Regions from separate parts of the Homo sapiens genome. Here region 1 is linked to region 2. Evidence: read pairs that join two places in POLR2A ChIA-PET (ENCODE). Cell type or tissue: Panc1. All regions are shown on one strand. Each heading gives the region's core, and the rest is flanking DNA. Links, peaks and the distances in the headings are about the cores only. Region 1 overlaps DDR2 (discoidin domain receptor tyrosine kinase 2). Region 2 holds the start of CCDC190 (coiled-coil domain containing 190).

Region 1 (11,024 bases), core at 4,579-9,578, 170 kb before region 2:
CAGTTTTGATTATAACTGACTATAATACTGTAATGACACTCTGACCTGTGTTCTTTTATGACTGAGATTTCCGGTGGGGATGGAGGAGGTGTCTGATGTACAGAACCAGGGGGATGCTGCCTGAGCCAGGTTGGGGACGGAGAGAAGAGGCTGAATTTCAAGACACTGACATCATCAGTACTGGCCCTAGTGCAGTTACATACCTGGTCCTGCAACAAATAATGAGTATTTAGGGCACATATGCCAAGCATTAATGGGGTCACGAGGTGGATCGTTCTTTTGGGTGCCCTTTTATATGCCGCTGCAATCAGAGAAGCAGGACACCATGTAGGTGAGCATCTGCTGTTTTCACAGCTATTTGAAGCTGCAACCCAGTGTACTAAAAGTTTCCAGGCTGACTCAGTCCAAAGGTGACTGTTTTGGAAACTTTGAATGAGATTGGTTCGGCAACTTCAGTGTTATGTAAGTAAAAGGATGAGAGCAGTTGAAAGAGCCACTGCTCTGGACATGTTCTAAGTGGCTTCTACCAATGGGAATACGTGAGCGTGCATTAAGAATGTAGCAAGTGAGACTGACATGTCTCCAGTACAAGCACAGCACGTACAAGGACACAACTTCATGTTTGGTTCAATGTGAGACTTCTCTGTGGCTCCTTTCTCTTCATTTGCACAGATATCTGTACCACCCAGTATAAGTGGTATACTAATCGTAGCTAGCCTGTGCTGCATGCCTGCTATTTTCTGGGTAATTCCCATGTGTTTTACACAGGTTAACTCTACTTCCTCTCATGGAAACTACTTGTTGTCGAAATAATGGTTATATTTTACCAATATGGCAACTGAGGCACAGAGATGTTAAGTGTTTCAGCCCAGGTAAATAAGTGGTTCAATCAGGATTTGAACTCAAGCAGCACCTACCTTGGAGCCTAAGCTCTTAACCACAGCACTTCACTGAACCTATAAAATACATGTTTATTGGTTTTAAGCTCTGCTAGTTGAAGAACATTTATACATGTCTCTATTAAAAATTCACTTGTGTGTGGGTTATGAATTCACCCATAAAGAAGACTGCCATGACGCACGGAGGAGGGATGTCTGTGGAGCTTCAGGAGACGTGATAATCCACAAACTGTCCTGGGTTGAACTTAGCTATTATTCTGCCAGGAAACTGTCTGGAGAAGGTCCAGGAAAGTACCAAGAAGTAAAGAAGTACCTGAGAGTGCTCAGCTCCCAGTGTGTCCCTTGGCACCTGCCAGTCACAGCTTGGTTGGTTCTGGCTGTGGGGCCGGCCTTCCTGAGACCCTTGTCAGGGGGCTCATACCCTGGTGCTCTGTTTTCACTGATGATGAAGCCTCAGAGCCCTTGGTCCCCTCATGATGTTCTGCGGGAAAATTGTGCACACTTTTGTTGTGTGACTTAGGTTCTTTAACTCAGGCTGGTTGACATGGAGCTTGGTTCCAGTGATCAGTGCTGGCTTTAGATATGATTTGCGCATCTCTGCAGGCTAGTGTCACGCTGCACTGTGGATCTGGACTGTGGCTCGGGTGCCAGTTGCAACATAGTCTTCAAGGATAGCCAATGGCGAGACAACAGCACTCTGTCATGCAGCTGAAGTTATGGAAACACATGATGTCACATGAATGTCTATTGTGTGAGGTGATGGTTAATACCTGTGTTTCCAAGAAAGTGCCAGGTACTGGCTAGTCCTCACCACAACCCTATATGTGGTAAGGGCAGTTATTAAGCTTATTTTATAACTGAAGAAGCATTAGCACCAACAGAGAAGATAACTTGCCCAAGGTCATACATGAAAACCAATGGAGAAATTAAGGTTTCAACCTAGGCAGTTAAGGCCTAAAGTCTGTGCTCGTGACCACCAAGCTATCTCACCGGTCCCCTGTCAGGCTTTTTAGGGGATAAAGTACAGAGTAAAGTAGAACTTTCCTCAAAGACTGTCTTATTGGTCTCACTTATTTTTTTTTTTTGTTAGTCTTTGGGTTTACTTTAAATTGATGGGCTGCTGGAAAAAATGTAAATTGTCATTTAAAAAGAAGGCATCAAGGTTTTGTCTTAGGTTAATTTTTCAAAGGGCTTACCAAGAACACAGAAGACAGAATGCCAGCTGGGTGCCGTGGCTCACGCCTGTAATCCCAGCACTTTGGGAGGCCAAGGCAGGCAGATCACTTGAGGCCAGGAGTTTGAGACCAGCCTGGCCAACATGGTGAAACCCCATCTCTACTTAAAAAAAAAAAAAAAAAAAAAAAAATAGCCAGGTGTGGTGGTGCATGCCTGTAACCCTAGCTGCTTGGGAGGCTGAGTTGGGAGGATCCCTTGAACCTGGGAGGCAGAGATTGCAGTAAGCTGAGATCATGACACTGCACTATAGCCTGGGTGACAAGGCAAGACAATGTCAAAAAAAAAAAAAAAGACAGAATGCTGAGCAATTAAGAACTACTTTATTTAGTCCTGTCTTATCATTTGTGGCCTTTGTGTATTGAGCACGTCCTGAGAGCTGGGCACTTTCTAAATACTTTACATGTGTTTCCTCACTTTATGCTTGTAACTGCTTTCTGGAAGCAGGACTGTGATTATTCCCATTTTATGGAAGAAGGAAATGAGGTTCACGAATATTACATAATCTGCTCATAGTCACAAAGCTAGCAGGTGGTGGGGCTGGCGTAGAAACCCAGGCAGTCTGGCTCCAGAGTCCATGTTCTTAATTAACCACTCCTCTAGGGTGGAAAGCTCACTGGTTTTGGGGTTAGGACACTCATGCCAGCTCTGCCAAAATGTCAACATGTGTGACACTGGCCAAGTCATATCTCCTCTTGGGTTCTCATTCATTTATTTACTGATTCATTCAGCAGCTCTTTCCAGCATACCTACCATGTGCTAGGCATTGTTAGTACTAGATACATAACGGGTGATAAGATAGATTTCCTCGATGCTTCTGTAGAGTTTACAGATGGATTTTCAGTTTCCTCATCTGTAAAAGATGAGAATTAAAATATATGAATGTTTCTCATCCTTTACAAAACCCACACATCTTTTTATAAACATAAAAAGTTATGCCTTCCCTAATGTTATTTGAAATTTCTGAGTAAATAACCATGACTAAAAATAAATTAAAGCAATTATAATAGTGAGTAATTTTTGTTTGAATCACACAAGCCCTCATGCCTGTTCCTGAGGAGATTCTCCTGCGCTGGCCCTCTGAGCCCTGGGCATTCTTTCGGTTAAGAATCATGGGAATAGTATTCTTGCTCTAAAAACGGACCTACAGTTATATTTTTTAATTGCTTTGAAATGCTGGAGTTGTGTCTATTTAATTTGTATTCATTCTTTCACCAAGTTTTGGCTCTTGGGTTTGTATGGCAGATAAAACTTTACTCATTCCTTTTACTGAAAACCTCTTTCCCCCCCAGGGTATAGTCGTGAGTCACGAGCTCTCTCACCAACTGACATTTCCCCATCCTGTTTTTGGAGGGAACAACAAAGGACATGCCTGGTGCCTGACACAGCGGGCCCACAGGCTGCTCCTTTAGTGGCCTTGTGAGTTCGATGAGCTTTTGGCTCTAGGAAGTGCCTGGGCTGCTATTACTCTGTGAATCTCATGAGATTCACAGACCTCTTAGGAGCACCAGCCAGGTTGTAAAGATCTCTTGAGGACTGGGCTCTGGAAGGACTGGCCACTCCAACACCCTGCCTTGCCCTTAATTGTGCATTGCCTGGTGTTCTTTAATTGCCTCACAAATGCCCTTGAAAACTCTCAGGGATGGCCTCACTGTGCATGACAAAGGAATGCAACCTACTGTCTGGTTGTACTGAAGGAGCAGAGAGCAGGATTCTCATAATGATTGTTCAAAGAATTTATTTATGTGGAGTCCTAAAAGGAGTGATAGGTGTGAAAAAATGCAATTTAATTCAACAAACATTGATGCAAACGCTGTGCTTGGTGACAGCAATATAGAGATGAATAAGACCAGTGTCTAGTGACGTGCTGGCAAGTACAACTGGCTCTGTGGGGAGGCGGTACCCTGATTTGTACCTTTTGCTGATTTCCATTGAGTAAATACTCTTGCCATGTTTGATTTCAAGCTACCAACATGGTGTCAATTGGCTCACAGAAGCCCTGAAAATTTAATAATCAGCTCTTATGAGCCTGTACAAACTGAACTTGCATTCTGCTACCAATATCTACTTTTGAAGTTGTCAGTTTAGATTGGAAGATACATAAATTGCCATGCAGTCTGATAAAGACAGAAATAGAAGTATGTAGAAGGTAGAAAGGTATCACAAGGGACACTGGTTCAATTCTGCGGTGGGCATATCCACATGGTAGGCTGCAAACAAAGACAGGCAAGGCCTGTAGGTGGGTGGAGACAGAGACCTTCAGAGCATCCTCAGTGCCTTCAGGTCATGGGGAAATGCCTTGGCCTGCCTTAAGGTCCCGTGCAGTCTAGCCTCACCTTACCTGGCTGAACATTCTCCCACATTTACTGACACAAACCTTCTGCTCTAGTGAGTCCAGCCCAGTGTTTTCAGTCTTGAGAGCACATCCCTGCCTTGGCTGACACCCACCTCCTCCCACCACCGTTTAGAAAGTGCCTTCCCTCCACCTCCACTTCCCTGCTCTACTCATCCTTCTTTATGAATGCTTCCTACAACAGCTCCAAGCCACAGAAAGCACTGACAGAAAGGGAAAGATTGATCACGTGAATTCCATTAAAGTGAAGAATTTATGTTTATCAAAAGTCACTGTTAAGAAAGGAAAAGGCAAACAATGGAGTCAGAGGAACTGTTTGGAACACTTATGACCAATCGAGGATTTGTATTCAGGACATGTAAGGACCTCTCACAAATCAATAAGAAAAAGACAAGAAAAGGGAAAAGAGACCAGAACAGGAACTTCACAAGAATGGATATCCAAATGACATGAAAAGAAGCTTGCCTTCACTCCACCTTTACCTCAGTCACTAGGGAAATGTGATGCCACTACATACCCACTAAAGTGGCTGAAACCAAATAGACTTGTATTACCAAGCATTGTTGAAGACTTGAAAGAGTGGGAAATAATGTATACTGCTGGTAAGAATCAGACATGGTATAACCTATTTGAAAAACAGTTTGGCAATATTTATTAAAATGGAACATTTGCATACTCTATGACCCAGCATATAATCTGACCATACTCTATGACCCAGCATATGATATGACCTAGCTATAATCCAATGAAAATGTATATCCATATGTTTACCTAAAAGTATGTACTGGAATGTTGATACAGCATCATTAGTTATGGCTCCAAATTGGAAATACCCAGACATTCATCAATAGTAAAAAATAAATTATAGGCTATTTGTGAAGTGGAATCTTTTTAAACTATGAAAAAGCATGACATACTGCTCCATAGAACTACATGGATGAACCTCACAAACCTAATTTTGAGCGAAAGGGGCCAAACAAAAAAGAAAACAAATGGAGTTATTATATTTATATAAAGTTCAAAAACAGACAAAACTATATGAGGTTAGACATCAGTTTACCTGATACCTTTGGGGAAGAGCAAGAGGTTAGTGACTGGGAGGGCTGTGTTGGGGGCTTCTGAGTTGCTGAGGTTGTTATATTTCTGGCCCTGAGTGGTGATAACACAGGTATGTTCACTTTGTCATTGAGCTTTACGTGTGCAATTTGTGTACTTTTCTGTATATCTTACATTTTTATTAGCTAAAAAGCAAAGGAGCTTCTGCATGAAAGTATTAGAACTAGTGCTGGAAAGTGAGGGAGTGTTTCTGAACCGCCTTTGTGTTTTTCTTTTGACGTTTTCTATCTTTATGAGTTTATTCATCAAACAAAGACATTTTGAGAGTGACAATGTGCCGGGAACTATTTTAGGTACTGAGAGTGAAACAAAATAGAAACAACTGCTGCTTTCATGGAGCTTACATTCTCAAGGGGACAGCAAGGTCCTTGAACAGACAAATGTATAACAAGTCAGGGGATAAGAAATACTCTGAAGTGGTATTAGGGGATAAGAGGATAAAGAATAATGGAGCTGGGCTGAGGGTTTGGGCACTGACTAGGTGTTGTTTTATATGGGGTGGTCGAAGAGGACCTCTGACCAGGCAGCCTTGGAGCCAGAGCCTGGATGAAGTGAGTAAGGGAGGCTGACAGGTATGTGAAGAACATTCCAGGCAGAGAGGGCAGTAAGCGCAAAGGCCCTGCATTGGGATCCTTGGCCTCCGAAGCAGGAAACTCAGCATCATTCTTGGCTTCTCTCTCTCTTCTTCACCTTCATATTTGAATCAAATCATGATCCATTTGATTTCATAGCTAAATCTCTCATAGTTTGCAACCTCTGCCTCCCAGGCTCAAGCGCTTCTTCTGCCTCAGCCTCTCGAGTAGCTGGGATTACAGGAACATGCCAGCACACCCAGCTAATTTTTGTATTTTTAGTAGAGATGGGGTTTCACCATGTTGGCCAGGGTGGTCTCAAACTCCTGGTTTGTCTCCATCCCCTCCATTGTTGCCTATTTGGGTAATAGTTTCTTAACTCTGCCTTCCCGTTTCCATTTTTTTCTCTTCTGATTTTAAGTCACTGACTGGATATGCCACTCCTCTGCCTAAAAGCCCTCCAGTGGCTCTGCTTTGCTCTCAGAGTAAATGCCCTACAAGGTTTTGGTTTTCCTCACTGGTCTCATATCTTTCTGCTTTGCCGTACACTCCGTGCTTGAGCCACACCAAGGCGATTCCATGTTTCCCACATTCCCTCTGAGGAAAGGCCCTTTAGTCTCTGGGTCTTTCTTTATGAGGGTGCATCTACCTGTGGAGTTCTTTCCCCCACCTCCTCATTTTATGTTTTGCACATCCCTTAGATCTCAGCTTAGATGTTGTTTAGTCTGGGAAGCTGTTCCTGTCCCTTAAACCTTGGCCAAGTCCCTGTGTTCTCCTATCGTTGCCCCGTCATATCATTTTGTCATTGATTTTTCTTTTTTCCAGCCTCCCATGAAACTCTAAGACACATGTGGGAAGTAACTATGTTACTTATTCATAGTGCTTAGCAAAGTTTCTGATGTTTAGAAATTTCTCAATAAATATTAAAAAAAGAATGCATGTTGAGCTACATTTCTGTGATATGTCAAAAATCTAGAAGTATTTTTATTAGTAACTGATAGAAATATCTTTCAGTCAAAACATTATTCATCAACTCACAAAAAAGCAGACTAGCTTTGTGTTTGAGTTTTGTTTTTGTTTTTCCTGGTAATTTTGTGTTCCATAATTTCTCAGACACAGAAACATTATCTTTCAAATTTTAATACCACTTTATTTGACTCAATCACATGTAAAATTTTTGTTCAGAGAATTTTGAATGTATCCGTGAAAAATATTCAAATGTCGAAATCCAAATGTCTTGCTTTGGCTGTGGAGCAATATCATTACTGTGACTTAGTTCTAGAATTTAGACTTAATTGCTAAAAAAAAAATTTTGAATTCAACTTTATTAATTTTGTCAAGTTTTTGATGTGCTAGGTGGACATTCTTTCCAATTTATTACAGTCCCTTCATATAGACACAAAAGCTTTTAACACGATGGGAAAGCTGGTGAGACAAGTCAGAAAATAAAGCAGCTCTTTTTTCTTTTTTTGTTGAGACAGAGACTAGTTCTGTTGCCCAGGCTAGAGTGCAGTGGTGCGATCTTGGCTCACTGTAGCCTCCACCTCCCAGGTTCAAGCAATTCTTGTGTCTCAGGCACCGAAGTAGCTGGGATTACAGGCAGTAGCCACCACGCCGGCTAATTTTTGTATTTTTAGTAGAGATGGGGTTTCACCATGTTGGCCAGGCTGGTCTCAAACTTCTGAGCTCAAGTTATCCACCTGCCTCGGCCTCCCAAAGTGCTGGGATTACAGGCATGAGCCACCGTCCCCAGCCAGAAAGCCGTGATTTTTAAGCTGATGCTTTGTACCATCAGTGTGAGGAGTGATGCTATTGATCCCTGCTGGGCATGAGCATTAGAAGAAAGTTGAGCAGGGACTTAAAATGGGGATGTGGAGCACTGTGCCAATGTCTTTCAAATGGGCTTTTAAAAATTATTTTAACAGGATTATTTGGAGAATCATAAATGTTTGAGCCTCAGATACACTCATAGCTACCATTTACTGAGTACTTGCTATATGCCAGGCACTATAAAAACTGCTTTAAATAGACAATCTTGTTTAATTGTAATAACAGTCATATGGGATTGTTACCATCATTCCCATTTAACAGATGAGAAAATTAAGGCTCAGAGAGGTTGAGTGGTTTGCCCTAGGTCATATAGCAGGTCAAAGCTAATGCTGAACTATGAACACAGTTCCTCTGACTGAAAATGTGCAAGGCTACTAACGACTAGGTCCTACTGGCTTATGTATTGAAAAGTAGATCAATGAACTCATTCTGGAGCTAAATGTTGTCTATTACTGTGGATTATCCATGACATAACCCACTCATTATATTCCAGTATTGGTTAAAAGGTAGGAGAGAAGTGATAGTAAATTTCATGGGTTCGGCATATCTTCTGACCGACAGAAGACATGGAAATGTTTTAAATGTTTCTTTTCCTTTTTTTTTTTTTTTAAAAAAAAAACAAAAACAAATAACACTAAAAGTTTCACCAAACAAGGGTTCATAAAAGGATCGTCTCTAAATTGTGAGTGTGGTGAGTGTGCATGCTCTGAGCAAAAAGAGCCTCCCCTTTCTGAGGGAATTGTGACCCTGGAAAGGAGGAGAGCAGGAACAGCTGGCCATCTCCCCCTGAAAGGCCAGGGCCCCCCTCTCAGGCCTCTGGGCTCCAGCTCTGGCTGAGGGTGTGTTTGTTTGGCTGTGACTCTTTCCCTTCTGTTTCCCTCTCGGTGTCATATTTCATGAGCTCCAGGCTCCTGCCTGTTTCAGCTTGAGCCTCTGGCTTTCATCGCTGCCTCCTTGGCCAAAGCTGAGTGAGGGCTTGAAAAAAACACTGATTGGATGCACATTTAGTGGAGGCGATTGCTGGACCAGCACCTCACCAATCCCCAGCCCCAAATGCAACTGACAGCTACACCCTCCTGGCTGGAGCCTAAACCAGAGGCCCCTTTCCTCCCTCCTCTCCACCCATACCCTTGCTGTTTGCCCAACTCTTCCTGCTGAAATCAGAGGCAGCTTGTGCCTCCCAGCCTTCTTCCCTGCCCCCGCTGTCTGCCCAGCCACCAGCTTCCCCTGGGCTGGAAAGACCCCCGCTTGTCTGACTGTGCTAATCCTCTGTTTGAGGTTCCAGAACTTCCCAATTGTTGGGCCTGGGTTCCTGTACTTAGCTGCCCAGAGTCCACTTCTCTGCTGAGATTTCTATTATACAAGAGATTCAACCAGAACCCTCTCCGTGGGCCTCCATGCCTCTTTTTGCTGAATTCCCCATTCTCATTCTGCGTAGGGGGTGGGAGTTGGTGGGGGTACATGCACCTTGAGTCTAATCATGATCTTACTGGGGAGAGCTCAGTAGGAAAGTAATAACATATTCATTTAAACAACTTTTTCTCTGTTAATCTTTTTATTGAACTTCATAGAATTAATGGATAAAGACTATTGGTTAGAGTGCGTCTTTCTTAGACGAGATGGAGTTAGAGACACTTAAAAAAAAATAAGGCTTGCCACTGCAGGAGTGCACAGAGCACCTCAACTATTGGAGCCCAGGTGATCTCTTCAGTGGGTCATAAAATCTGAGTCATAAGAACCTCATGGCAAAGAAAACTTGAAACTGCAAAGTCTCACATAGTCATTTGCTGAAAACTGAAGTGTCCCAACAAATGTCGGGTTAGACCTACTTTGAGAAACACATTCCAATATGAGATCGAACCTGACAATTTTGCATGCTAACCTGGACTGTTTCTTATTAGAGCAAAGGGGATGGGCTTTTTGTTTGCTTTGGGTGTATTTGTTTTTGCTGCCAAAGTGTTGTAATGTCATGATTATTTAATATGTATGAGGCCTAGTTGTGTACTAGGGAGAGTCAAAATACATTTACTACGAAATGAGACCAGCTCCAGTTGTTTAAACAGCTCCAGTTGTAATAATAAGAGCTAAGACTTGATGCCAAGCACTGTTTCTAGGTATTAACTTATTGAGTCCTCATGATTACTCCTCACGATGGTCCTCTTGGAAAGGATCCTATTTTTCTATGAGAAAACTGAGGCTTGAGTGTTAAGGAACTTGCTTAAACTCACACAGTTAGTAAAGGTCAGCTTTTAGATTTAAAGCCAGGCACCCTCATTCTAGAGCTTGTGGCTCAACCACTGAGCTATACTGCTTGTTAGGGTTGTTGGTGGAGTGATAGTAGAAGTAGATGGGCTAGAGTTTTTCATTTCTAACCCTAAAAATCTATAGCTATTAACACTGAAGACAGCAACTGCCAATTAAATAAATCCTCAACAAGACTGAGAAGAGAATCTGCTAATCTGTTGGTCACTAATGTCTGCAGTTTATCTGCTTATCTATCTGCAGCAAAACTGTCTTAGAACACTTTGCTGAATGAAATTGAACATGGAAAGCTGACTGAAGGGAAAACAGAGAAGGTGGGATAGTTGAGAAGGGAGTAAGATCAGACAAATGGCAATGCTCTGTGGGATACTGCGTCCAAGCAGAACAGTCAAGGGATTCAGTTCTCAGAAGCTGTTCAGGTAGACGCCCTCCTTACCAGAGTCGGTTAGCCTCTTGCTGTATGCACACTTGAGGCTGCTCAAAGCGCGAGGGAGGCATGGTCTGTGCTCATTCCAGGCATCCAAAGCACCAGGGAGGCATGATCTGTGTTCATTCCAGGTGTCTTATCTCGCTGCCACTTCCAGGCCTGCACATTATAGGCAATATATTTACTACACTCTCCCTTCTCCTTTATTTTTTACTTCTGGATGTGCCATGGTGAATATTTTTCAGGCAAATGGGGGGAATCGTTTCCATTTCAAGCTGGGTTGAAATCTAGCACTATGATTAGGGTTGTGCTAACCTCTGCCTGCCTCTCCC
Region 2 (13,334 bases), core at 3,303-8,302:
AGCGCCTACTTTGTGCCAGGTAATATACTTTTGATTCTGGTTTTCTTTACCCTTGGATATATATTTAGTCTTAAAGCTCCGACAATTCTACTTTCTAAATATCTTGAGATGCTCATCTTCTCATTTTCTTCACCTGACCAATGCCCTAGTTTAGGCCTTGAAACCATGGCCTGAACTTTGTAATTCTATCAGGTCTACTCTGACTATAGTCTGAGGTCTATTTTACCTTAAACTTTGCATCCAGAATTATCTTTTTAACATTTGAGCATGTAATTTTCACCAGTCTCAAACCCTACAGGGTGAACTCTCAACTCTTTTGCAAGACCTGTGAAGCCATTCATGATTGGATTGGATTGGAGACATTGGCTATTTTGTGTTGTCTCTGAAAACTGCACCTACACCTCCTCTTCCCCACTTCCATGTCACATGCCTGCAGTACTGAGCTATTTGAGGCAAGCAGTGATCATGTATGCGCCTTTATACATACTATTCCTTCTGCTGGGAGTGGCCCCATTCCATACGTCCTCCTGACAAACTTCCCGCCCTTTCCCCCATTTTCCTCCTCCTCTAAGATTCTGCTCACATACTGTGTCTTTTGGGAAATCTTAGCTAAATTCCTTTGATAGACACAGGAACCTTTTTATGTTCCTGCCCTACTTTGTGAAGAACTCAATTAGCAGTTTTGATCATCATTTTTTATAAGCGGAACTACTGTCCAATTTAAATATGGGCACCTTGAGGGCAGAGACCATGCTTTTTCATATTTGCATTCCAGACTCTACCTGAGTAGCTGTTTTGCAAAGTCTGGTCTGAAATACAGCTGTCCCAGAATAATCTACCTTAGTATCATCTCAGTTAAAAATGTGGATTTTTAAGCCTAATTTCTAACCTGCTGACTCAAAGGACTGGCAACATGCATCTTAAATAATTCACTCACTGGCATATCATTGAATCTCAATAACAATTCCATTTAAATGAATCATGGAAAACTATTGCCTAGCACAGTGCCTAAGAAATATTGAGACTTAATACATATTGCTTCCTTCCTGTATCCCTGATTTTACTGTCAAGAAGTCTGAGGCTTAGAGAGAATATGACTTCCCAAAGGACATGGAGGCAGAAGCACCTGAATCAAAGTTTTCTGCCTCCTGATTCATACTCTTTCCAACCCAACTCTTTACTCAGCCAGGAAAGCCACTTACTAGGGCCTGGCCTTTTGTACACCCTCCTAAAAGTAGGCATCTGATCTTCAGTGTCCTTTTTGAATAAGAGTGGGAATCAACTAAATGGCTTCTAAGACCCTTTTCCAGTATGTGAGCTCTCATTCTAGGTTGGTTTAACCATTTATTGCAGACAGGGAAATTGAAAGCAGAGGACTTCAGTTAGTTACTCAGAGTATCTTTCAAACCCAAAGCTGGAGGTTAGAAAGAATTCCCAGCCTAGACATTTGGCTGTTACTCTTGGCCTTTATGTCATGTATAAGCTGTGTTGACCTGAAATATTTTATGTTCGTTTACAGCACCTGGCCTTCCTCTTGAACATGTTCTGTCCATTTCAGACTCCTGAGTTCTGGCACTCTCCTTCAGTAAGAAAGGATGTAGTCTTCAAGAGCTGAGATATTTCTTTCCTGTGCTGAATTTTTAAGTAATATTAAAATCTAATTATTTTAATGATGAACAAAGGAGAACTAGTTTCTACAGACTGTACAACTGTGACTATTTTCAACAAAGACAGTAGAAGGGTTTCAATTGTGTAACAATTTTTAATTGATAAGAGTGGGCACTTATATAGCACTTACTTTATGTTTTGGTACTATTCCAAGTGCTCACTGAATCCTCAAATAACTTCATAACATAGGAAATACTTTTATTTTACATTGGAGGAAGCTGAGGTACTAATTCCAGAGAAATTTTTTCTTTCTTTTCTTTTTCTTTTTTAACTTTCATAAAGTGGGCTAGGACAGTGACTTGCACATGAGTAACTGCTCAATAAATTGTTGTTAGATCCAAAAGAGAAAGATCAGATATTTAAAAAGGGGTGAAACCAAATCAGCCCAGATAATGAAAGAAAAGCAAAATGAAAAATAAAATTTAAAAGTAGAAAACGAAGGATTTAAGCAAGAAAGAGCTAACTTGAAAGATGGCAGTGACTGGAAGCCTGAGAAATGTTAGCTCAAGAAGGCTTATGAGTAGGCTGCTGCAGGGAGCTATGTAATTGACAGGGGAGGGACAAGGAAGGTTAGGCAGCCTAAAGTCCTGGCTGTGATCAAAAGCTCTTGCTGTCTTGGCACTCAGAGCTCTGAAAGGGCCTCAGCGGAGTGATGGGCCTGCTGCCCTGCTGTGCCTCTGGGGCATCCTCCTCACCAGTCCTGAAAGTCTTACCTTGCTGCAACCTCTGCAGTTCTTTTTGGAGCTGCCTCTGCTCCCAGGTCAGCAATTTCACATGGTAGAGGCAAATAACCTTTAGTCTCTGCAGTCTTTGGTCCAGTCTGGCTTCAGCCTGCTTGGCATTCTTCCTCTCCAAATCAAAATGCTTATACAATTGTCCCCTGACCATGTGCCTCTCCATCTTCTTTATGGTCTAGAGACAATAAGGTATCACAAATAACCTGATAAATGGAAGACTGGGATACTGACCCCGGCTTTTAATCAGAGATCAGTGGTAGAACCTGTGTATTTCTGAAACCACAGGTGCCTAGTCAGATGAAATCACACTATTGTTAAATGAGTTTCCAGAGTAACACAGAAGGATTGAGGGTAGTCATTCCTCTGAGCCTCAGCCTCCCTGTCAATAAAATAGTGATACAATACAATAGGCTCCCCCAACACAGATCCCAGTCAGATTTCCAAGAAGATCAAGTGAGAAGTGTAAGAACAACTCTTTGGAAAAAAAAAAAAAAGGCAGTCTACATATATAAGGCATTATTTACCCAATAAGAAAAGCCTCTTTTACTGTTTCTTAAAGGCTCCCAAAGAGACTGCTCAGAGGTCTGGAGAGGATTTAGGAACTTAGGACACGGCCATTCCTTCCCACACCCTGCCAGTTCATTAATTCACATATGCGTAGGTTCATTCAGCCTGTAATCCTACTGTATGCCAGGTGCTATGCTAAAAGCTAAGAGTAATGGTGAATGAGGCCCAGTTCCTACTCTCAAGGGGCTTTCTCGAAAAGTGGAAGATTGGGGTATCCTGATTATAAAGTAGAACAGCATCCACGATGAGTAGTCTGGGCAACACTGGGGAAGCTGCTTAGACTGGGCGAAAGCTCCTCTTCTCATCCTCACCCATCTTCTCAGACTTTAGATGCTCTCCTCCCTCCATGTACCCTGATGTCTAAGCCCACACCTACTTCTTTCTCCTCTAAATAGCGCTAAGTAGGGACACATTTTTCTCTCCTTTGAGTCTCTATAATACTTTTCTCAGAGCTAAGAGCACAACATGTGCTCAGGATATAAACAGATTGCTGTCAATAAAAGGTTTGGTGATTTTTTTTTTTTTGAGACAGAGTCTCACTCTGTTGCCCAGGCTGGAGTGCAGTGGCGCGATCTCAGCTCACTGCAACCTCTACCTCCTGGGTTCAACCGATTCTCCTGCCTCAACCTCCCTTGTAGCTTGGACTACAGGCCTGCACCACCACGCCTGGCTAACTTTTTATATTTTTAGTTGAGGTGGGGTTTCACCATATTGGCCAGGCTAGTCTCAAACTCCTGACCTTGTGATCTGCCCGCCTCAGCCTCCCAAAGTGCTGGGATTACAGGCATGAGCCACCACACTCGGCCGAGGTTTGGTGATTATAATACAGAAAAAAAGCTTAACATTAAAAAGGAAGATAAGGTCAGGACATGGGAAAGAAATACATTTTAAGGCACTTGTTTTAGAGTCTAAAGTATAACTAAACTTTTATTAAAGAACAGGGCCAGTAGAACTTACCTCCAAATCCAGAGTTTTCACCATGAGACTATGTCTTGTTTCTTTTGCTATGTCAGACTGAGTCTTGATTAATGAGCTTATTTTTCTTCAGTAAACTTAGGAGTTTGGTGTTTGGAGAAAGGATAGAGGGAGACCATTGGAGAGGGCTGCGAGGAGAATGTTAAATACACTTGAAAGCTCTCTTCGTCCCTCCCTACCTCCCCTGGTCAGGAATGCTAGCTCCTTGGGCCATGGCACCAATCCCTGCTGGAGAGGCCAGAGCTCTAAATAGCTCTGTGGGTAAAAGAAGCCTGCCAGCTTCTAGCCTGTCCCTAGAGGGGCCCACAGTGCTCCTTCTCGGCTGTGTCCATGGGAGCCAGGAATGAAAGCAAGGAGTGTGTAACTGTGTTCTCAATCTCTCTCTCTCCTACCCTTTCCTCGTTTCTCTCCATTTTTTTTTTTTCTCTCTTTGTCATACCTCCCTTCCCTAACCTTCATTCCTACTTCTTGAAAACCAGGTCAGCCTCAAAAGAAAGCACCGTTTTTTCTGTCATGACTGTTCACACTTCGTGCAGGAGAGAAGTTAATTTGTTTATTATGTGTTATTGCACACCGTACTGACCTTCCCCAGGCCTTTCCACATGCTCAGAGCACTTCGGTGCTTATCAAGATTTTCAAAGTGGTGAAAACAGCACTAAGCAAAGTAAAATTAAAATCAACTTTTGTGCCCATATTTTGAACAGCTACCGTAGAAGGTTGAGCAGAGCTATTGTTTATATAACAAGATACTGAGTGGGATTTTTACTGTTGCCTTGGAGCTTCGTCTGAAAATAAGACGCACTGATATGCCACAGTCTAAATAGAGCTGCCAACACTGGGGCCTGATAATCCCCCCAGAGTTTACTGAGAGGCAGGCAGCTAAACAGGCCCTACTAACCACAATCACTGCCCAGCAAATAAATAATTATAAAGAGATTACGAGGGGTGGCAGGGAGGAAGAGGAGCATGCTATTTTCTCAGTGGGAGGTAGTTCCTTTCCCATCCTTTCTCATGAGGTAATTCCCTCACCTCCAGAATTTAAATGAATGAGGTGGGATTCCAAGAAAATTATCTGGGAGAATGAGATGCCACACAAGGAGAGACCAGGATCGGGATTGTACCCCCAGCTAGAGGCTTGCTGACTGCAGAACAATAGAGCAGCCCCCATTCCATCCCTTTGTTGCCACTATAGCTGATGATAGTGAGGGATTTCTTAGAAAAGCTTGGTTCCTGCATGGCATTTTGAGAGGGAACTGAAGAGGAAAAGCTTGCAGAAATAATCTATGGCTAAAGGGCAAGAAGGAGCCTTAGTGTGGAGTGCCTAGGAAAAGAATGGTGGCCAAAGCCATCCTAGTTACTCTCAGCCCTCTGAGAATGCCAGAGAGGACCTGGCTCCATGGGAGGGAGCAGAGGGGTTATATGAGGTGGCGGAAACCATGGCATAGTCATCACATTGCTCTTCTTGGAAGACAGTGCTTCATCTGGAGGGGAAATAGAATCACAGGCAGGGCCAGAAGGAGGCAGAGACAGAAGGGATGTGAGTGCAGATGAACTCCCTCATAAAACCACACATCTCGAAAGCAGAGGACACGAGAACACAAAGAATAGACAGGAATATCTATCTATGGGAACATAGGAACACAAGAATAGATAGGAAAATACCAGTCATGCCTTAGCATCACAAATGTGGCAGTTATATAGGAAGATCTCTGCCTCCTCTATTCTCTCCTAGCCCATGACCTTAAAATGGTTAGTGTTGAAAAGACAAGGGAGAGGAGGTATATAAAAAGATCATGCCTTTTCCACTCCAAGGGTTGGAGAAGGAAGAATGATAGAGCAGATAATCCTCCTTTCCCATCTCCAAACTTCCTGGAGTCCAGTGAGGAGTTTAAATTATATGTGAAACTGGAGCTTCAAAGTGGAATGGACTTTTTTTTTTTTAATAAACAAAATGGCAAGAAATGTGTAGAATTTGCCCAGGATATCATTAAGGAACAAGAAAGAAAATCAGCGAAGATAGTGATTGAAAGTATAAAGCTATCATTCTCAGATCATGTTCTTGCTTCCACCACCAGAGAAAGAAATAGTTCAAACTGTTCAGTAAAGTGATTTTGATTAAAATACAATTTTACAGAATATATTTTTAATGCACATCCGTGTAGTTTTCTATAATTCTCTCTGTTTTACATGGAGTCACACCCTTTTGTAGTCAAAACACATCTGGAATCAAAGAATCTGTCATTTATAGACTATGTGACTGTCCTATCCCTTGGTTTCCTTATTTGTAAAATAGGTTAAAAGTATCTTTATCATAGGTTTTCTGATAGAATTGAATGAAATGATCAATTTAAAGTAATTCATGTATAGTAGATGTCCAATAAAAGTTAGCTCCTGATTTTCAGCAAAGATGGAGCAATAGGAACTAGATTTACTTTTCTACATGAAACAATTTAAAAAAGCAGAAAAAATTCATGAAATTAAAAAAAACTGGACATCAGTCAGATAGGATGGTGATCCCTGAGAGAGTGGAAACAAACCAGGGAATCATTATTATTGCTACAGCTTACTGTCTGGAAAGGGTTTCCGGACTACAGCACAAGAATTGAGCAACGAGGCAGGGGTTCCTGACTTGAGGAGACAAAGGTGTAAGTTCAGAAAGACCAAGGTATCCAGAATTAGCAGGGTACAGTAGCAGATCTAAGAAACTCAATGAGGCCGGGCGCAGTGGCTCATGCCTGTAATCCCAGCACTTTGGGAGGCCAAGACAGGCAGATCACAAGGTCACGAGTTCGAGACCAGCCTGGCCAACATGGTGAAACCCCTTCTCTACTAAAAATACAAAAATTAGCTGGGTGTGGTGGTGGGCACCTGTAATCCCAGCTACTCGGGAGGCTGAGGCAGGAGAATCATTTGAACCCGGGAGGTGGAGGTTGCAGTGAGCTGAGATCACGCCATTGCACTCCTGGGTGACAGAATGAGACTCCATCTCAAAAAAAAAAATATCAATGAATCTCAAGCAAAAGATATATGAATTAAACTTCTCCAAGGTATATAAAATAAAATTATTTTAAAAAGTAATAAAGAGATAATCTTAAAAACAGCCAAATTTAAAAAGGTACATTACATACAGAGGAACACAATAAGAATTACACAGACTTCCTACCAAAAATGATGAAAACCAGAAGATAGTGGAGCAAAACTTTTTAAGTTCTGAAAGAAAAAAATCAACCTAGAATTCTGTACTCAACAAAAATATCTTCAAGAGTTAAGGAAAATTGAATAATGTTTCAGTCACACAGAAGCTTAAATAATCCTTCAACAACAGACCTACAGTTCAAGAAACGTTAAAGGTAATTCTTCAAGCAAAAGAAAAATTATACCAGATGGAAATCCAAAGCTACAAAAAGAAAGAAAGAGCACCAGAAATAGTAACTACATGAGGAAGTATAAAGACTATTTTTCTTGTTATATAAATCTCTTTAAAATGTAATTAACTGTTCAAAGCAAAACAGAAAAATCTAGTGTGAGATTTACAGCATGTAAACATGTAAACAGCATGGGAACAGTAATACAAAATTCGAGTGAGAATAAATGGAAGTTTACTGTTATAAGGTTCTTATAATATATTTGCAGCATTATAATATGACTTGAAGGTAGAATGTAATGAGTTAAAGCTGTATACTCTACACTCTAAAGCAACCACTAAAATAATATAACAAAGAATTATAAGAAATCAACAAGTAAGATAAAATTGAATTATAAAAAATACTAAATTTGAAATAAAGCAGAAAAATAGGAAAGAGGAAATAAAAGAACAATTTGGATAAACAAGAAATAAATGGCAAGATGATAGATTTTAAACCCAAATATATTAAGAACCATAATAAATGTAAATGGTCTCAGTACCCCATTAAAAGGCAGAGATTTTCAGATCAAATAAAGTAACAAGGCCACACTATATCATGCTGACAAAGAAATAAACCGAAAACACTTTTGTAAAGTATGAACAAATGAATAGGTTAAGAGTAAATGAATAGAAAAAGATATACCATGCTAACACTAAATAAAAGAAATTAGAGAAAGCTATATTTATCCCAAATAAAATAGTATTCAGAGCCAATAATATTAATAGGAATAAAGAGGGTAATTTCTTAATAATAAAGGGATTAATTCATCCATAATAAAATCCACAATATTTTGCACCTAATATGGGAAGCAAAAACGAATAGAATTACATGGAGGAATGAACAAACCCACAGCTATTGTCAGTGGCTCCAACATCCTTTTCTCAATAAGTTAGTGAAAAAGTGTAGAGAAAATTAGTAAGGCTAAAGGAAATTGAAACAACACTATCAACCAACTTGACCTAATTAACATTTATAGAATGTTAATTATACCCAACCACAAATACCCATTCTTTTCCAGTGCACAAGGAACATTTATCAAGATAGACCACAGGTGGGCCATGAAACAAGTTTTAATACATGTGAAAAATTAAAATAACAGTGTATTCTGTTTCGTGTCGCTATAATGAAATACCTAAGGTTAAGTAATTTATAAGAACAGAAATGTATTTTCTCGTAACACAGGGTTGATTTGATGTTTAAAAACCAACATGATTTAACCATATTAACAGAATATAGGCAAGAACCATAAAATCATTTGAATTAAAAATCATTTCACGAGATCCAATATCAATTTCATCAAACTAGGAATAGAAGGAAATATCTTCAACCTGATAATTAGCATCTATAATAAACCCATAGTAAACATTATACTTAATGGGAAAATACCCCCAAAGAGTTAGAACAAGGCATAGATATTTGCTCTTACCACTTCTACTATTGTATTAGAGGACTTAGCTACTTCAGTGAGGCAAGAAAAAGATATACAGACTGGAAAGGAAAGCACAACTGTCTTTATTCACAGATGACATAATTTTCTGTGGAGAAAATAGTAAGGCACTTATATCTTGTGTGATTTTAGCAAGATCACATGATAATATATCAATATACAAAATATGTTTAGATATATTAACATAAAAATATTGTAAATTAAAAATACCATAATGAATCACAAAACATTTAGAAATACATTTAATAAAATATAGAACTACAAAATGTTTTATAGGGAGATTAAAGAAGACCTAAATAGGCCAGGCATGGTGGCTCATGCCTGTAATCCCACCACTTTGGGAAGCTGAGGCAAGTGGATCACCTGAGGTTAAGAGTTCGAGACCAGCCTGGCCAACATGGTGAAACCCAGTCTCTACTAAAAATACAAAAATTAGCTGGGTGTGGTGGGTGAGGCAGAAGAATCACTTGAACCTGGGAGGCAGAGGTTGCAGTGAGCCAAGACGGTGCCACTGCGCTCCAGCCTAGGCGACAAGAGTAAGACTCCATCTCAAAAAACAAAAAACAAAAAACCCTAAATAAATGAGGAGATATATCATGTTTATGGCTAGAATCCTAAGTATTTTAGACTGCCAATTCTTCTAAAAATTATCTGTAGATTTAATCATGATCAAAACCCTAGCAGACTTTTTTTTTCTGGCAAATAAAGGTGACTCTAAAATTCAAGTGGTAATACAAATGACTTACAGTAGTCAAAATAATTTTGAAAAGAATGAACAAATTATATAGGACTTAATATTATCTGATTTCGAGACTTATTCTAATGCTATAGTCAATAAGATTGTGTAGTGTTGGTATAAAGGTGAACATGTAGGATCACTACCACAGAGGAGACTTTAGAAGTAAACTCACACATTTAGTCAGTTTATTTTAGAAAGAAACACCAATATAATTTAATGGGGGGGAAAGAATATTCTTTTTACAAGTAGTATTGGAACAATGGGTATCTATGTGGAAAAGAAATCAAATTTCAATTTTTATGTTATCCCCTACACAAAAATTATTTTAAAATTGATTATATACCTTAACATGCTGGCAAAAACTACAAAACTTCTAGAAGAAAAATAAGAAAAGAAAATTTTTGTAAACTTGAGTTTGGCAAAGATTTCTTATATAGCAGAAAAAAAGACCAAACTATAAAAGAAAAAATTTGATAAAATTGACTTAATAAAAATTAAAACCTTCTGTTCTTAAAAAAACACTACGAGGGAAAACAAAAGGCAAGCAAGAACCTGTTGGAATATATTGACAACGCAAAAAAACCTAACCAAAAAACTCTATCTATATCTAAATAACACCAACAACTTAACATTAAGGACACAAATAACTCTATTTAAAAATGCAAAAAATACTTGAATAGACAATCCAAAAGAATATACAAATGGCCAATAAACAAATGAATATACATTTAATTTAATTAGTCATTAGAAGATTAAAACAACGAGGTAACCCTTTTTACCGTTAGCACAATTTAAATTTAAAAAAAGTGGTAAAAGCAAGTATTGGTGAGAATATGGAGCAACTGGATTTTATTCATTGGTTTTGTGAACATAAAATGGTATGACCATTTTGGAAAACATTTTGGGAATTTCTTACAAAATTCAACATATACTTACATATGACCCAGCACTTCCACTGCTGGATACTTAACCAAGAGAAATGAAAGCATGTGCTCATAAAAAGATTTGTATAGAAATATTGTATAGCAGCCTTATTCATAATAGTCGCAAACTGGAAACAACCCAAATGACCATCAACAAGTGAACTGATAAACAAATTGTGGTTCATCCATACAATGGAATACCACTCAGCAATAAAAATAACGATACATTAATATGGGCAAAAGCATGAATGAATCTTACAGATAACATGCTGGTAAAGAGGCTGGATAGAAAAGAGAAGTGGATTCCATATATTTGAAATATTATAACATGCACAATTAATCTATGATGACAGAGATCAGATCAGTGGTTGCCTGGGCTGAGAGGTATAGATAAAGACTGATTACAAAAAGGAATGAAGGAACTTTCCTGGGAGACAGAGGTGATAATTACTTGCTGCATATATTTGTCGAAGCCAACAACCTAAGGACTTAAACTGTGAATTTTAGTGGATATAAATTTTATCTCAGTAAAGTTGATTTTAAAAAAAACTTAATATCATAGTAAAAGAAAGTAATTTTCAGGCAAGTAAACAAAAAATAGAGTTTGTCTCCACTAAATAAAATTCTGCAGGATGTATTTGAAGCAGAAAGAAATGTTTCTAGATGTAGGACTAAGATACAAGAAGGAATGAAGGGCAAAGAAAGTGGTAAACATGTGGGTACATCTAAATGAAGATTGAATGTATAAAACTGGGACTTGGAAAATGATAATTCAAAGTAACACAGCACAGAGCTTTCAAAAAAGAACAGTTAATTGTTCTGAGGTTCTTTTTTTGCCCTGAGAAAGGTAAAGACATTAACATTATACTTTCATAGATTAAGATTCATGTTGTCAATTGTGAATTTTAGCTCCAGATCAACTGCAAGAACAAATCAACAATCCCAAAAGGACCCACAGACCCTCTGGAGGAAGTGGACTGCTCCTGCAGGACCCGGGAGAACACCCCAAATGCTGTGTGTCCCAGCTGTGGAAGTGGGAAAGGGAGACCCTCCTCTCCCAAACGCACACCCCCACTGGAGAAACTGAAGACCTCTTTGTGGGAGAAGTTACCTGGAGTTGAGTCAATTTGGAGAGCCAAGTGAAATACAGGGGTGGAGGAGGCAGTGGAGAGGTCCTGGGGGCTCACTGCATCTCCTAGCAGGCCATTCCTGCCTGGCACCATGGGGATCCATCAGGAGGGTGACCAGAGGAGCAGGGGTAGAACTCCATGGGGAGAGGGAAATGTCCAGCTGAACTTTTTAACAATTTGGATGGGGCGAGACGCCTCCTGGTCAGAACTCAGGGGAGGGCGCAAATCTGGTGTGCAGACTCCACAGGTGGGGGACGAACCAAGCCCTTTTCTTTAGCAGCCGGTAGCCTGGGGCAAGTTTTCAACCCTGTTACAGCCTCCACCTGGAAACAGACTTGGGGTTGTTGCGGGGGGGCATGGTGGGAGGGAGACCAGCCCTTCATTTTGTGTGGGAGCTGGGTGAGGCCTGTGACTGCTGGGTTTCCCCCACTTCCCTGACAACCTGCGTGACTCAGCAGAGGCAGCCATAATCCTGGGTACACAACTCTATTGACAAGGGAACCTCACCCCCATCCCCCACAGCAGCCAAGCGAGACCCACCCAAGCAGAGTCTGAGCTCAGACACGCCTAGCCCCGCCCCCACCTGATGGTCCTTCCCTACCTACCCTGGTAGCAGAAGAAAAAGGGCTTATAACCTTGGGAGTTCTAGGGCCCCACCCACTGCCAGTTCCCCCCAGTACTACCACAACTGATGCTTTCTGGAAGGCGCCACCTCAGGCAAGAGGCCAACCAGCACAGAAATAGAACATTAAACAACCAAAGCTAAGAACCCTCACTGGGTCCAGTGCACCCCACCACCTCCACTGGAACAGACACTGGTATTCATGGCTGAGAGACCCACAGACAGTTCACATCACAGGACACTCTGTAGACAACCCCCAGTGTTAGCCTGGAGCCAGGTAGACTCTCTGGGTGGCTAGACCCAGAAGAGAGACAACAATCACTGCAGTTTGGCCCACAGGAAGTTACATCCATAGGAAAAGGGGGAGAGTACTACATCAAGGGAACACCCCGTGAGACAAAATAATCTGAACAACAGGCTTCAACCCTAGACCTTCCCTCTGACAGAGACTCCCCAAATGAGAAGGAACCAGAAAACCGACCCTGGTAATATGACAAAACAAGGCTCTTCAGCACTCCCCCCAAATCACACTAGTTCACCAGCAATGCATCCAAACCAAGAAGAAATCCCTGATTTACCTGAAAAAAAAATTCAGGAGGTTAGTTATTAAGCTAATCAGGGAAGGACCAGAGAAAGGCGAAGCCTAATGCAAGGAAATCCAAAAAATTATACAAGAACTGAAGGAAGAAATATTCAAGGAAATAGCTAGCTTAAAGAAAAAACAATAAAAAATTCAGGGCACTTTGGACAAACTTTTAGAAAAGTGAAATGCTCGGCAAAGTTTCAGCCATAGAATTGAACAAGTAGAAGAAAGAAATTCAGAGCTTGAAGACAGTGTCTTTGAATTAACCCAATCCAACAAAGACAAAGAAAAAAGAATAAGAAAATATAAACTGAGCCTCCAAGAAGTCTGGGATTATGTTAAATGACCAAACTTCAGAATAATCAGTGTTCTTGAGGAAGAAGAGAATCCTAAAAGCTTGGAAAACATATTTGGGAGAATAATTGAGGAAAACTCCCCTGGCCTTTCTAGAGACCTAGATGTCCACATATTAGAAGTACAAAGAACACCTGGAAAATTAATCACAAAAAGATCTTTGCCCAGGCACACTGTCATCA

The links. ChIA-PET counts read pairs that join two places held together with the same protein. Peaks named below come from ENCODE experiments on the same cell type or tissue, not always from the same donor. Only the 100,000 strongest peaks of a DNase experiment are listed, where the experiment ranks them.
Region 1: POLR2A ChIA-PET joins it to region 2 with 16 read pairs; 2 of 35 experiments call an interaction of 5 or more read pairs at or near these places.

Annotation. Positions count from the first base shown.
Region 1 is chr1:162,687,603-162,698,626 of GRCh38, forward strand. The region is part of intron 2 of DDR2 (discoidin domain receptor tyrosine kinase 2); the gene reads left to right. Among named protein-coding and RNA genes, the nearest start is that of DDR2, 61 kb to the left of the region's middle. In Panc1, for the core only: no CTCF peak of the experiment used is centred there; no DNase peak of the experiment used is centred there; H3K4me3 peaks cover 575 bases; H3K27ac peaks cover 1,998 bases.
Region 2 is chr1:162,857,079-162,870,412 of GRCh38, forward strand. It overlaps CCDC190 (coiled-coil domain containing 190), which reads right to left and starts at 4,097. Exons shown (of 4, transcript NM_001394065.1): 1 at 3,930-4,097; 2 at 2,382-2,580. The coding sequence starts at 2,568. In Panc1, for the core only: no CTCF peak of the experiment used is centred there; no DNase peak of the experiment used is centred there.